2 separate regions of the Homo sapiens genome follow, and region 1 is linked to region 2. The links are chromatin loops, found by intact Hi-C in ENCODE. Cell type or tissue: Calu3. All regions are shown on one strand. Links, peaks and the distances in the headings refer to the core of each region. The heading gives the core; the rest is flanking DNA.

Region 1 (2,924 bases), core at 241-2,740, 230 kb before region 2:
GTGCAGATATGAGAGACAGAATGATTTTCAGTTGATTCCTGGGTATTTGGGAGATAACCTGGAGGGATAGTGGTATCTTTTACTGACCTTTGGTATTTTTTTTGAAAATTGATTCAAAAGGGATGATTAGAGAGTTAAAGTTTGACAGGAGGAAGGTGGGCAGCTTCTTATAGGCCAATGTGGTAACACAAGGAAATGTGTCTGTACAGGACCGGAGAGAGACCAGCAAATTCACAAAATTCTATGGGACCCACCCTCTGACAGCACTGTTTGTTCCCAGAGCATGGGATGGGCCTCCTTCTGCTCTCCCTGAGTCTGAGCTTGCGGTCTTCTTGGTGGCTTATGAAGGGAACACGCTGCTCCACCTGTTTCTAAGTGGGGCTGAGCAAAGGGGAAACAGTTCTTTAAAAGAGAGGGCTGGCCGGGCGCGGTGTGTCATGCTTGTAATCCCAGCACTTTGGGAGGCCAAGGCGGGCTGATCACGAGGTCCAGGAGATCGAGACCATCCTGGCTAACATGGTGAAATCCCATCTCTACTAAAAGAAAAAAAAAAAGAAAATTAGCTGAGCGTGGTGGTGCGTGCCTGTCATCCCAGCTACTCGGGAGGCTGAGGCAGGAGAATCTCTTGAACCCGAGATGCAGAGGTTTCGGTGAGTCGAGATCGCACCACTGCACTCCAGCCTGGTGACAGAGCGAGACTCCGTCCAAAAAAAAAAAAGTTGGGGGGGAGCTTACGCTTTTCATTAAATGTATACTTAAAATTTTAAAAATAGAAAACGATGGGCCAGGTGCGGTGGCTCATGCCCGTAATCCCAGCACTTTTGGAGGCCGAGGCGGGAGGATCATGAGGTCAGGAGATCCAGACCACGGTGAAACCCCGTCTCTATTAAAAATACAAAAAATTAGCCAGGCGTGGTGGCAGGCGCCTGTAGTCCCAGATACTCGGGAAGCTGAGGCAGGAAGATTGGCGTGAACCCGGGAGGTGGAGCTTGCGGTGAGCCGAGATCGCACCACTGCACTCCAGCCTGGGCGACAGAGCGAGACTCCGTCTCAAAAAAATAAATAAATAAATAAATAAAATAAAATAAAAAACTATGGATTTACAATCTTTTAAAACCTAGAGATCTGCTAGGCCTTCTAACTCATTTTTTTATAAATGAGAAAATACAGACCAAGAGACAATAAGTGATTTGCTAAATTCATACTGTGTTGCTGTTACTAAGAGAGCTTGTGGCCTTATCTGACAGTTGATGCTGAAGTATTTTCTTCATACCTCTGAGTCTCTCAAGTCAATTTCAAGTAGTGCTCAAGACTTTGCTAATCTACAAAGCCAGATCACATGATTTGAGACAGAATGGGAAAAACCTTCTTTTCCTTTATACACCCAACGATGCCAACCTGGGGTAGTTGTTTGTGATGGCCTTGCTTTCATTAAAAATAGACTATACAAAAGCTAAGCAATAAAATTTAAAATAAATATAATAAAATTATGTCAAGATTTAAACTTATCTTCACATAATTAAGTGGAACCACCCAGGACCTTTGATTTAGTAAACAGTAGTAAAATATTTTATCTTTCCCAAATCTTAACCTGTTTTCATTAATTATGTGGGTTCACCAGCAGAGGGCGACGTGATACCTTTTTTCTTTTTTGCCCCCTCCCCCAACAAACAATTTAAAACAAGTGGCTAGAAAATCAGAATCCCCTTGATTACATCCTATTGATAATTCACTATTCATAGGAGCAATTAGGGATTCTCTTAATGTCAGCAGAGTATACTTGTTCATTCTTTGGGGTAAGGATATGAGACTGGGTGATCTGGAGGACTTGCTGAGAGCTGGTAGGAATTTGAAGCTGTTTCCATGAATGTTTCTGCTGTGTGAGTTAACGAACTCGAGCTAGCATGGCAAGGTCATGTTATTTAATGTGAAAATTCTTACAAATAATGTTTCACAATTAACATTAAAAAGCTTGTTTTTGAAAAGGATCTGATTTTTGTTTCACAGACTAAAACTGGGAGTTTCATCTTCAATCAAGCTGGAAGACCCAAGACTATTATTTTGTTTGATATTTGGTCAAAGCAAATTAGTTAAATAAATTTTATCTGCTTCCAGCCTACGTTTAATTGGTAAATTTGAACTTTTTGAATGCAGTGTGTATTCGTATTGTCTCTTTGAAGAGTAAACTATTGTAAATCTGTAAGTGATCTTACTTCCTGAACTCTATTTTGTTTCTCAAGGCATTTAATGGTGATTAACAACTTCATATGTCTAATTTATTTTATTTAGGGAAACGTTGTGGTCTTCAAATTTTAATGAAAGTTTTATGTTCTATATGATGTTGTGTTGATGGATATTTGACATTATGCCTTCGCTAAAACCCATAAAACTGTACAACAAAAAGAGTAAACCCTAAGGTGACTTGTAGACTTTAGTTAATAATGTATCAATATCAGTTTATTAATTCAGACAAATGTACCACACTAAGGCAAGTTAATAACAGGGGAAAATGGGAATGTTCTCTACAATCTGCTTAATTTTTCTGTAAACCCAGTACTGCTCTACAGAGAAAGGAGGAACTAGAATGAGATTCCTATATCCTCCTTCTCCCTCCAAGGGAGGGAGAGACTGGTAGTTCCTGCCCACTCTTCCTGGGCAGAGCCTTTGCAGCATGGAGGCTTAGAGAATTTGCAGTCTGCTGCTGATTGTGTTTTAGTCAGTATTTCTGATTTAGGAGGTTGGTGGGGAGGCCCTAGAATTTGCATTCCTAACAAGTTCTGAGGTGATGTTTCAAATATGTCCAGGCAAAAAAGACCCCTCACAGAGATTTCTACAATATGGCATGTGAGTGAAGCCACACATATCTCAAACTTCAAGCCTAAAAACAAAAGACAGAAACCCAAACACCAGAGTGAACAAAGAAC
Region 2 (2,924 bases), core at 301-2,800:
TATGTCAGGCTCTCATAATTCCTCCTAGAGTTGCTGCTAAAAGCCCAAAACCTGAGTCTCCATACCTCATCCTGCTCCCTTCAATTCCATTCTCCACACCAAAGGTACTGTGAGTTTTCTGAAATTGAAATCTACCCATATCATTCCTCTAATAAAAATTACTTAATCCTTTTGGTCTTCAATATTGAATTTAATGCCTTGGCATAAAATACAAGGCCTTTGATGATCCAGGCATCGTCCATCTCTTGCTGCTTTATACACACCAGAAAACCTCAATTACTTGTAGTTCTCTAAACATACCACATCCTCTCACACCTCCAGGCAGTGCTTATGCTGGCCTTACCTGGTGCATCCTCACCCTCCCTGAACTGAACATGCCATCTTCCGAGTCCTGTGGCCCTACTCGTCCTTCAATGACTCAGCTCAGACACCAAACCCTTCTGAAAGCTTACCCCACTTCCCCACCTCCTAACACAAGCACCCTCTATCTGAAAGTATGTGCATTTTCTTAACTCTTATTATATCTTGAACATGTTTTAATAGCATTTATGCCATTCTGTGTAATTGTCTGCTTATCTGTCCACTCCCCCATAGCACTGTGATCTTATGGGAAGCAACCTTTTTCTTTTGTGCATCTTCAGCACATGACAAATTTTGGGAAGCAGTTTGGAACTTTACAAATGTCAATTGAATGGACTAAATGGAGAGAAACGGATGGAGAAAGATGCAAGTCACATGGTGTCTCTTCAAACTTTTCGCTTAATTCATCTTTTTTATAAATACAAGGATGACTCTTACCTGTTGTAACAGTGTCTGGAGGGATTCAATGCTTAGTGGATGGCAGAGAACATTCTAGTAGTTATCCCAGATGCTGGCATTGTAGTCTTCTATAGGACCAAAAGTGGCATTAGTACATACATCTTTTTGCAAGGTCAAATACCCTACTTTAGCAAGGATGAAATTCCACACAACAATTTACTCTTAAAAAGTGCAAACATGGAGTCTGTTCAGGCCAGTTATTCTGGAAAATCACACTTCTTTTCAGGAAAGAAGGGAGGAAAAGAGGAGTAACCAGCCAGATTGAGTAGTATAATATCATATTAGCTACTGGCTATTGAGGACTTGAAATGCTAGTCATCTGAATGCAAAATATTTCATTAAAAATTGTATTATTGATTACATGTGGAATTTTTAATATTTTTGATATATTGGGTTAAAGGAAATACTTTATTAAAAGTAATTTCACCTTTTATGTTACTTATTTCAATGTTACTTCTTAAAACTTTAAAAATATATATGTAGCTCCCAATATATTTCTATAGAATAGTGCTGATTTAGGAGCTAGAAAACATACTTTTGCTACCATGCTATTTCTATCTTTGGTAGCAAAGCTTTGGAGTTCATGACAATGCATTCTTCTTCATTCAAAGAAGCCTTATTCTGTTCACTTTTCCAATTGAACTCAACCAAAATGTAGTTATTCAAAACAGTGCCATCTACTGAGAGAAAACAGTAACAGCTTTGAAAGTAACTGCTATTTTGAGTCCCGGCATGGGAATTTCTCTCCTACTCCTATTTACGATTAAACAAAAATACAGCAAACCCAGAGTAAGATCATTGTATCAGCTGCCACATTTCAACCTCTGATGGTTGCATACATGCATCTGCCTTCTTTTTATGTCTCTTTATTTTAAATAGCACAGGACAGCAGAAGGCATGGCCAGTCCCCAGCTCAGACCACCTGGGCAGGCTGCATGCCTGGTTGATGATGAAGGGAGAGATGGTGTTCCCAAGCATTTTCTGTAAGAGGCGCTAATCCTTAGTTGTGCTTTCTCTGTCCTGAGCAGATCCTCCTTTGGGGCATTATAGTGCTTGGAGCCTGCCTCTCTGGCTTAAGATAATTTTTTTTTATTATACTTTAAGTTTTAGGGTACATGTGCACAATGTGTAGGTTAGTTACATATGTATACGTATGCCATGCTGGTGTGCTGCACCCATTAAGTCGTCATTTAGTATTAGGTATATCTCCTAAAGCTATCCCTCCCCCCTCCCCCCACCCCACAACAGTCCCCAGAGTGTGATGTTCCCCTTCCTGTGTCCATGTGCTCTCATTGTTCAATTCCCACCTATGAGTGAGAACATGCGGTGTTTGGTTTTTTGTTCTTGTGATAGTTTACTAAGAATGATGATTTCCAATTTCATCCATGTCCCTACAAAGGACATGAACTCATCATTTTTTATGGCTGCATAGTATTCCATGGTGTATATGTGCCACATTTTCTTAATCCAGTCTATCATTGTTGGACATTTGGGTTGGTTCCAAGTCTTTGCTATTAACACTTCCAAGTGAAGTCTCCAAATCAATTTTTACTCTTGAACACATTCTAAACATCTTTAACCTTAACTGCCATTTCTTAATGACCCCTTTGGAGCCTTTCCTATAGCACATTAGTGGCATCTGCCTGGAGGGCAGGGGGACAGAGGAATAGGGAACAAGGCGGTCCTTAGAGATATTTTGAGACTACCCACCTTCCTCCTCAAGCACATTCAAAACAATACTTAAAACAGAAGACTCTACATCACTCTTTGGAAATATATTTTCAGAAATTGCATCACCTTTTAATTTTTCAGTGGCAAAACACTTTCTATTGACAACATTCCCTATCTTAAAGGAGAATTACTAGTTAAGAACAACCAGATTGGTCTTGTTAATAAAAAATTAATGCTAGCCATCTTGGCTAATTATATATGGATACCTGTGTGTGTATGTGTATGTGTGCAAACATGGCTGTGCATACACACGTACACACACACTCCTTTGCCCTCCCATCAACATGAAGCATTTCATCTGTGAAATGGGATTACAGATGATTTTGCTAATTCCCATCTTCATAAATTTCTACATTTCTAAATTTTCCACAATT

What was found. Hi-C counts contacts between places; a loop is a spot of excess contacts. Peaks named below come from ENCODE experiments on the same cell type or tissue, not always from the same donor. Only the 100,000 strongest peaks of a DNase experiment are listed, where the experiment ranks them.
Region 1: it touches region 2 in a loop (11-fold over the local background); 23 of 110 quality-filtered maps call a loop at or near these places.

What each region holds. Positions count from the first base shown.
Region 1 is chr2:107,935,347-107,938,270 of GRCh38, forward strand. No RefSeq gene overlaps it. Among named protein-coding and RNA genes, the nearest start is that of SLC5A7, 50 kb to the right of the region's middle. In Calu3, for the core only: a CTCF peak has its summit at 1,602 (motif pointing right); a DNase peak (open chromatin) is centred at 1,625.
Region 2 is chr2:108,168,700-108,171,623 of GRCh38, forward strand. LINC01594 (long intergenic non-protein coding RNA 1594) reads right to left here. Exons shown (of 5, transcript NR_131251.1): 4 at 799-887. Among named protein-coding and RNA genes, the nearest start is that of LINC01594, 48 kb to the right of the region's middle. In Calu3, for the core only: a CTCF peak has its summit at 1,503 (motif pointing left); no DNase peak of the experiment used is centred there.